Regions from separate parts of the Homo sapiens genome. Here region 1 is linked to region 2. Evidence: read pairs that join two places in POLR2A ChIA-PET (ENCODE). Cell type or tissue: MCF 10A. All regions are shown on one strand. Links, peaks and the distances in the headings refer to the core of each region. The heading gives the core; the rest is flanking DNA.

Region 1 (4,410 bases), core at 324-4,323, 86 kb before region 2:
CAGTTCTTTCCCCCGACCCCTTACCTCTTTCAATGTGATTTTGCTATTTACTTGTAATCTAGTTTGGTTCATTTATTAGTGTTTATATTTCAGTTGGGGTTCACCCCACATCCTTGTTAATTTTAATTGTTTTGTGGGAGTATGTGAAACATTACTATGATTTTAAAAGTCAATGTTACAAAAAAGTGGTATATGCAGAGAGGTGCCACTCCCTCCTCCTCTTCCCTCCTACTCTATTTCAGTCTGTGTTTCTTTCACCTCTTCTTTACCGTCTCACCCATAGATCTTTTTCTTTGGTTTCTTGCATGAATTCCATGAATTCGTTTGCACACATAAGCACTTGCATGTTTATTATTATATCCCTTTCCTTTATATAGGAAAGGAATTTTGAATAATATATGAAATAAAGATGAGGAAACTATTCTTTATTTGGCTATCTACACACCATATATAAATTTAAAAGAAAAGATTTTTGTGATCTTTATAATAAAATACATTTGAATCATAGTGGATTGGTGTCTACAAACTACATGTTTGTTTTTATATTCATATTTACATTTCAAACTCAAAGAAGACAAGCATATTAATAGAAAGAAAAAATGGCAAAAACTGCAGACTTCAGTTATCAGGATTCAGTGACAGCTGGCTGCACTACAGCCTGGTTAATGGACATGTAAGACTTCTCCTCCCTGAAAGCCATAATAAAGACACTGTTATTTTAAGGAAAGTAATATGACATCATATTGCTGGAAAATAAGAAGACAATCAGCTGTAATCCAAGGAATACCTTTTGGGTATGAGCATGTGGAGATATGAGGGAAGCATATTTCAGTCTGAAGAAACAGCATGAGCTCAGGAAAGCAGGTGGAACGAGGTTTTGAGAAACAGCAAACTGCCTAGTGTGGTAGTGAAGGGATGCCCTACAGCCACGTTTCTACCAGGCAAATGTATCCCATCATGCAGCTGCTTAACTATCTTAAAAGTCTCCCCGTTAAGCTTAAATGTCCAACAATGTGTGAGAGAGCCCAAACCCTTGGCCCCTTTGTGCCTGTTCCTATCTCTTATCTCTGCTCTGCTCCAATTATTTCTATACCACAGTGATTTTCTTCCAGATCTTCTGATTTAGCACTATCTCTGTGGAGTTCCATGCACACTTCTTCCAATACCAAAAATATTGCCAAGTCATTCTTGGCAATTCCTGTCCCTCCTTTATAATTGTGGTTCTCCTAATGTGGCTTTCCAACCAGCCACATGTGCATCTGGGAATTGTTAGAAGCACAATTCTCCTACCTCAACCCAGACCTCCTGAATCAGAAACAAACTGTGTCAAGACATTCTGCAGGTGATTCTCACGCACACTAATGTTTCAGAACTACTGAAATGTGGTATTATATTTACCATTGAACTGTGAAGACTAATTTTTTTTCCTCGCTCTATCAGAAGGTTTGTATATTTGAAGCTGTTTGTCTTGTTACCCAAACCCATCTTAGAACTCTCAGCACAGTTCCTCATACTGTAAATGAATTTTGAATGAAAACTTGGGTCCATAAATGTTGGTTATAGCCAACTATTGAAGAACTAAAGGATAATAATAATAAATGATCACTTATTGAGCATTTACTATGCACCAGGCATAGTAAATACTATGATCACTTATTGAGCATTTACTATGCACCAGGCATAGTAAATACTAAAAACTTTATTGGTATAAAATTCATTTATTCCTCACTATAAAATGATAACACAATGAAGTAGTCAGGAATAGCTCATTTAGAAAATGAGCTAGGCTTACAGAGTTTACTTGGCTCAATTAAAATTATAGAGCTTCAGAACAGTAGAGACTACATTCAAACTAAATTCTGCCTGATGCTAATGGATTTGCCATTTCTCTAAACCCGCTTGTAATTCATGATTAATTTTAGAGTACTAAAATTTGAAAAGCTGCACATGGTTTGGCACATCAAATTTCTCCTAGTGAAGATAACTCTGTGGAATAAAATCCGTAGTGGAGTGTTGCTCTAAAACTTACTTTAATCATGTTGTATTCACTAGTGGCCTTCTCTTAAGTAATTCTGTTGATTTTAAGCACTTCCTCCAGAAAGAGCTTTTTGCCTGGGGAATAAAGTGCCTTAGTCTGGTAAACTTACCTAAAGAAATATCCAGCAAGCAAAATGAATTGACGGTTAAGGCTCACTATTAAAACTGAAATATCATACTCATGAGTCAGACTTTTCAGAGCATCAATCCTTTGAAGACTGGGAAGCAGACCAAAAACGGCCTCACCTGTCTGTGGACCTGGATCCCCTAAATAGAGAGCCCTCTTGAGGTGTTTTATTCTGCAGATCTCTAGACAAAGCCTGAGCCTGTGAATCAAAAGGCAGTGTATGCACTTTTGTGGAAATGTAGCATGCATCAGCACTTTATTTCTTTTGATGGTTTAATAATATTCTATTGTATGAATACAGTATACTTTGTTTATCCATTTATCAGTTAATGGACATTTGGGTTGTTTTCACTTTTTGAGGATTATGAATAATGCTGTTATAAGTATTCATGTCCAAGTTATTTTGTGAACATATGTTTTTAATTCTCTTGAGTGGAATTCTAGGAGTGGAATTGCTGAGTCATACGGAAACTCGATGTTTAACTTTTTGAGAAACTGCCAAATTGTTTTCCAAATTGGCTGCATTGTATTACATTCCCACTAGCACTATATGAGTGTTCCAATTTCTCTCCATCCTCGCCAACACTCATATTTGTCTTTTTGATTATAGCTATCCTAGTGGGTGTAAAGTGATATCTCATTATGTTTTGATTTGCATTTCCCTAATGACTATGATATTGAGTATCTTTTCATATGCTTATTGGCCATTTGTTTATTTTGTTTGGATAAATAAAATAAATGTCTATTTAAATCCTCTGTCCGTTTTTTCAGTTGGGCTGTTTATCTTCTTGTTGAGTTGTAAGAATTCTTTATTTATTCTGGATACAGGCTCATTATCACATACGTGAATTGCAAATATTCTTTCTTAGCCTATAGATTATTTTCATTTTCTTGATAATGTCCTTTTGTGTGTGTGTGAAGAGGGGAATTACATTTCTGATCTTCTGGGACTCTTTCAGTTTTATTTTATTCATTTATTTATTTATATATTTTTAAATTTATCTTTTATGGGTACATGGTAGGTGTATATATTTATGGGGTACATGAGATATTTGATACAAGCATACAATCAGTAATAATTACATCAGGTTTAATGGGGTAGACATCACCTCAAGGATTTATCCCTTCTTCATGTTACAAACAATCCACTTATACTCTGTTAGTTTTTTAAAATGTACAATAAATTGTTGTTAACTGTAGTTACCCTGTTGTGCTATCAAATACTAGATCTTATTCATTCTATATAACTATATTTTTGTACCCATTAACAATCTCTGCTTTCCCCCTACCCACCCACTATCTTTCCCAGCCTCTGGTAACCATTCTTCTACTCTCCTTCTCCATGAGTTCAATTGTTTTAATTTATTTGGCTCCTAGAAATAAGTAAGTGCAAGCTAAGTTTGTATTCCTGTGACTGGCTTATTTCACGTAACATAATGACCTCCAGTTCCATCCATGTCGTTGCAAATGATAGGGTCTCATTCTTTTTTTATGTCTGAATAGTACTCCATTGTGTATATGTACCACGTTTTCCTTATCCATTCACCTGTTGATGGACACTTGGTTGCTTCCAAATTTTGGCTAAATAGTGCTGCAATAAACATGGGAGTGCAAATATCTCTTCAATAATACTGATTTCTTTTCTTTTGAGTATATACCCAGCAGTGAGATTGCTGGATTATATGGTAGCTCTATTTTTAATGTTTTGAGGAACCCCTAAATTGTTCTCCATAGTGGTTGTACTAATTTACACTCCCGCTAACAGTATACGAGTGTTCTCTTTTCTTCACATCCTTGCCAGCATTTGTTACTGCCTGCATTTTGGGTAAAGGCCATTTTAACTGGGGTGAGATGAGACCTCATTGTAGCTTTGATTTGCATTTATCTGATAATCAATGATGCTGAACACTTTTTCATATGCCTGTTTGCTATTTGTTTGTCTTCTTTTGAGACATGTCTATTCAGAGCTTTTGCTTATTTTAAAATCAAATTATTAGATTTTTTCTTATTGAGTTGTTTGTGCTCCTTATTTATTCTGGTTATTAATCCCTTGTCAGGTGGATAGTTTGCAAATATTTTCTCCCATTCTGTGGGTTGTCTCTTCCCTTTGTTGATTGTTCCTTTTGCTGTGCAGAAGTTTATAAACTTGATATGATCCCATTTGTCCATTTTTGCTTTGGTTGCCTGTGCTGGTAGGGTATTACTCAAAAAAACTTCTCTCAGACCAATGTCTTCGAGAGCTTCTC
Region 2 (4,410 bases), core at 75-4,074:
GATGGCCAGTGGTGATGAGCATTTTTTTCATGTGTCTTTTGGCTGCATAAATGTCTTCTTTTGAGAAGTGTCTGTTCATATCCTTTGCCCACTTTTTGATGGGGTTGTTTGTTTTTTCTTGTAAATTTGTTACAGAATGGGAGAAAATTTTTGCAATCTACTCATCTGACAAAGGTCTAATATCCAGAATCTATAATGAACTCTATGTTCTTTATATAATTGAAATACTTGACAACAAACGTCCATTTCCTAAGGGCTGGTTAATAGTCATGTAATAGAAAACCATGGAGTCATTACCATAAAATCTGAAATTTGTTTTAATTAATGTTCTTCAGAGTTGGCATTTTTTTTCTCTTCTATTCTTCTAGGGTTATTCTTTGTACAGAGGATGAAGAAATCCATGTGCACAGATTGGACTTCTCCCTTGGGCCGCGGAGATGTTCCCAACTGTCTCCCGGACATTTCCAGCTCAGAGTCAACAGATGATTGGAGAGTTATCTCATCTGCTACATATTTACTTAGTCACATCTCCTAACTGCTCCAATCACCCAAGAGCAAAATCTAAGTGTCTGCCTTAATAGTTCTTATCAATGCATCACCATTCACAGATGTGCATGCACTTATACATACACTCCTTCAATCCATCCTACGTGGTGTTGATTGTATCTCCAATACATTCTTCATAACCCTTCTTTCTTCTCTGCCTTCTACAGTCCCTATCCTGGACAAGACACTAATAATTTCTGAGGGGTATAATTTTAATACATTATTCTCTGAACTCCCTACTGACAATTCATGTTCTTCACATTGCAAATAAAGTTCTCGCTCTCTAAAATGGCAGTTGATTATGTTACTCTCTTTGTATTTGTTTTATTATTATTAATTTCAATCTTCTAAAGTCCCCCCACTGCTTATACTATAGCAGCCAAATTCTCACAGCCCAGAGCTTGGCTTTCTACATTCTGCTCCTGGCAAGCTCAAGCTCTGCAGTTCCGTCTCCTTCTGTTTTCCCGTGGCTTCCCAGGCTGCTGTTCAGTCTTCCTGGAGTCACTCCTGATTGTCTTGTGGTTGCTTGCAGCCTCCTTCTCTGTGCACATGGCATTTTCTGTGCCAGAAACACTGCTAATCTATTATGAGCCTGGTCAGTTTCTGCTTATTCTTCAAGTTCCCTCTCAAGGGGACACTTCTGTAAGTCTTCTTTCAGCATCCTGAGTGGAATTGATTACCACCTGCTTCATGTGTCTTATGACCTTATGGAATCCCTCTCACAGTCCTTTTTCATTGTAATGTCCATCTGCTCCAAACAGACCGTGCTCTTCAACAGTGAGGACTAGGATATACTCCATAACCTAGCCCCACACCTGCAGGAATAGATGTCTTAGTTTAGATTCTACCTAAAAGTAGATCCTGAAGCAAGATCTTAAGTGCAAGAGGTTCCGTTTGGAGGTGATTCCCCAAGAAGCACAAGAGAGAGAATAGGGAGGTGAGGCATGGGAGGAAGGAAAGCTGTAAAGGCTACTAATCAGTGGGTCATCCCTCCAGGCAACTGGGATTCAACTGGACAGGGTGCACCTGAAGAATCATATAGAACATTCCTCATAATACACTAAATCTTATTTTGTCACATCTTATAAATTTATCTTTTGAAGTCAGTCCAAATGAGAGTGGTCTTCAATTCTACATGACCTCTATTTAGATACTGGAAAATAGCGAATGCGCTCTCCCTTTAACCCTAACATTGTCCACAGCTTTGACAGTCACAAACTCTTCATCATAGGGTCTCACTTTTACAAACTCATTCCATTTTATGGCTGTACCATATAAAAATAGTGCCAAGGGCTAACACGGTGAAACCCATCTCTACTAAAAACACAAAAAATTAGCCCGGCGTGGTGGCCAGCGCCTGTAGTCCCAGCTACTCTGGAGGCTGAGGCAGGATAATGGCATGAACCCGGGAGGCAGAGCTTGCAGTGAGCTGAGATTGCACCACTCCACTCCAGCCTGGGCGACAGAGCGAGACTCCATCTCAAAAAAAAAAAATAGTGCCAAGGATTACCCACGGTGCCCTGGAACCTAAGCATGCCAAGGTGTGTGGTGTGGCAGAGAGTACCAGACACTTCTTTGCCCAGGGCTCTAATCAAGCTGCTGGAGTGAAGCCAGTTGTCGTAGTCCATTTGACTCACACACTTCTTGGATCCAATCTGCACACCCGAATTTTGGCTTATGATATATATCAACCTGCATTTCTTCTTGGTTTTCCTTGTAAAATGTACCTATTACTGTGCTTCACAAGAATTCTTGAGAATCTATTCAGTTTAGCCCAGGCACTGTGCCTGGAGTTAGAGAAACAGACACAGACTGAACAAGGGCAGGGCCTGTGAGGTGCTCACACCACGGCAGGAGTCCAGATGTGTCCAGGGTCAGAAAAATGCTTAAGGGAAAGGCTCAGCTGCAGACATGGACAGAGTGTGTCTAGAGACTGAACATGCAGCATAGTCACGTGAGACTTTCCCACTGGCATCTAACTTAATGGAATGTTATGCGTCAGTGTTATGGAATTGCACATGAGCCAAGAGAAAAAACATCCCAAAGATTTTGGTTTTAAGTATTCAGAATATGTGTTTTGCTTACCAAGCCAAGCTATGCTTAACCATGGTATCTAGAAAGGATTTGTTGATTTCTAGATATTCAGTGATTCCATTATTTAATATAAAGGAGCTAATAATAATAAAATAGCTAATTCTTAATGGGAGAAGTATGTAAAAGAAAAATGTGAAATAATTTGCATCAATATCATTAACTTAAAAGATAAAATTATTGAAACATTTATTTTTCTTAGTTATATAATATTTGAGTTTTGTTTAAAGAGCATGTATTATCTTTATAAATCAAGAAAAATACAGTAAAAAGTAGAAAAACAGAAAATTCAAAGACATAAAGAGACTCACAATGGTGACTCGCAGGGGAAGGCAGAGAAGCACAAATAAAATATTTATTATTATATCTCACATCTTGAGTGTTCATTGTAACTATTGTGTTAATTGGTACTCTCCCTGTAAACACCCCACGAGTTCTTACTGCCTGTTGCACAAACAACTCCAATTGACTAAGACCACAGCACTTCGATAAAGAGTTTAATTGACATGAGGCCAGCCATGCCACCTGGAAGACAAAGTTATTACTCAAATCAACTCCCCCAAAACTTGGGGGCTAGGGTTTTTCCAGAATAGTTTGGCGGGCAAGGGAATGGGGGTGTGGATAGTGGTTCTCTTCTGGGTGGGGCCACAGGATGGCTGGTGGGTCCAGGTGGAGCCATCATCATTAGAAATGCAAAAACCTGAAAAGACATCTCAAAGGCTAATCTTCAGTTCCATAATAATGATGTTATCTGCAGGAGTAATTAGTGAAATTTCATATCTTGTGACATCCGGAATAATGGCTGGTAATTGTTTTTAAGTCTATACCTTGGCAGAATTCAGGCTTCTCATCCATCTAACCTGATGGTTTTTCACTAGCTTTACAAAGTCAGTTTAGTTTTGGGGAAGGACTATTATTATTATTTAAACTATAAACTAAATGTCTCCCAAAGTTATCTTGGCCTAAACCCAGGAATGATTAAGGGTAGTTAAGAGGTTAAAGGCAAGACAGTTTTGCTAGATCAGATCTCTTTCACTGTCATAATTTTCTCACTGTTCTAATTTTGGCAAAGGTAGTTTCATCCCAGGAGCTTTAAAAGTGCTCACAGAAGTGTGTTGGGACTGTAGGAAAGTTTAAATTTTCCCGTTGAAGTCTGGATAATTTGAATATATAAAACAAACTGATAATAGACAAATTAATAGGAAAAATGGCATGCAAATATATTACATGCACATGTGTAAATGGAAGTCATAAAAAATAAGAAAACTCAAAGAAAGGACCAGATGGTACAAGTTTCATCCATCCTGAGGTTACAGAAAGAAGAGGGGCTTGGAATAGGGCAAGACAGGTTATGGGAAAGGGAATAAAGGAAAAGTGTAGGGCAAAAGCAGTTGGAAACTTCACGCAGATGAAACCCCAGGTAGCAGCCCTCAGAGAGAGTAGATGGTAATCAGTGGTAATGGTTTTCATCAGACCATTAAGGGTATCAGACTCTCAGTTAATCTTTTCTAGATCCAGACACAGGGGCCTCCAGAGAAAGCCTACTTGCATCCATTGTTTATTTCACTTTATTTCCTCTACTGAGGAAATTTCCCCCACAAAAGACAGCTTTGCAAGGCTACTTTTATCTGCAGGACCTCTGAACAGCCATCTCAAAATATGTCAAAGAAGTATATTTTGGGGTTAAATAGTTTTGGTTTCCTTTAGGACCATTAGAAACTCCTAGACTAGTCGTAGTAGCAGTAATAATAATAATAGTTACTAACTTACAGA

What was found. ChIA-PET counts read pairs that join two places held together with the same protein. Peaks named below come from ENCODE experiments on the same cell type or tissue, not always from the same donor. Only the 100,000 strongest peaks of a DNase experiment are listed, where the experiment ranks them.
Region 1: POLR2A ChIA-PET joins it to region 2 with 5 read pairs; 1 of 35 experiments calls an interaction of 5 or more read pairs at or near these places.

The regions. Positions count from the first base shown.
Region 1 is chr7:46,367,849-46,372,258 of GRCh38, forward strand. No RefSeq gene overlaps it. Among named protein-coding and RNA genes, the nearest start is that of IGFBP3, 450 kb to the left of the region's middle. In MCF 10A, for the core only: no CTCF peak of the experiment used is centred there; DNase peaks (open chromatin) are centred at 2,273 and 2,673.
Region 2 is chr7:46,453,975-46,458,384 of GRCh38, forward strand. No RefSeq gene overlaps it. Among named protein-coding and RNA genes, the nearest start is that of IGFBP3, 530 kb to the left of the region's middle. In MCF 10A, for the core only: no CTCF peak of the experiment used is centred there; DNase peaks (open chromatin) are centred at 2,147 and 2,477.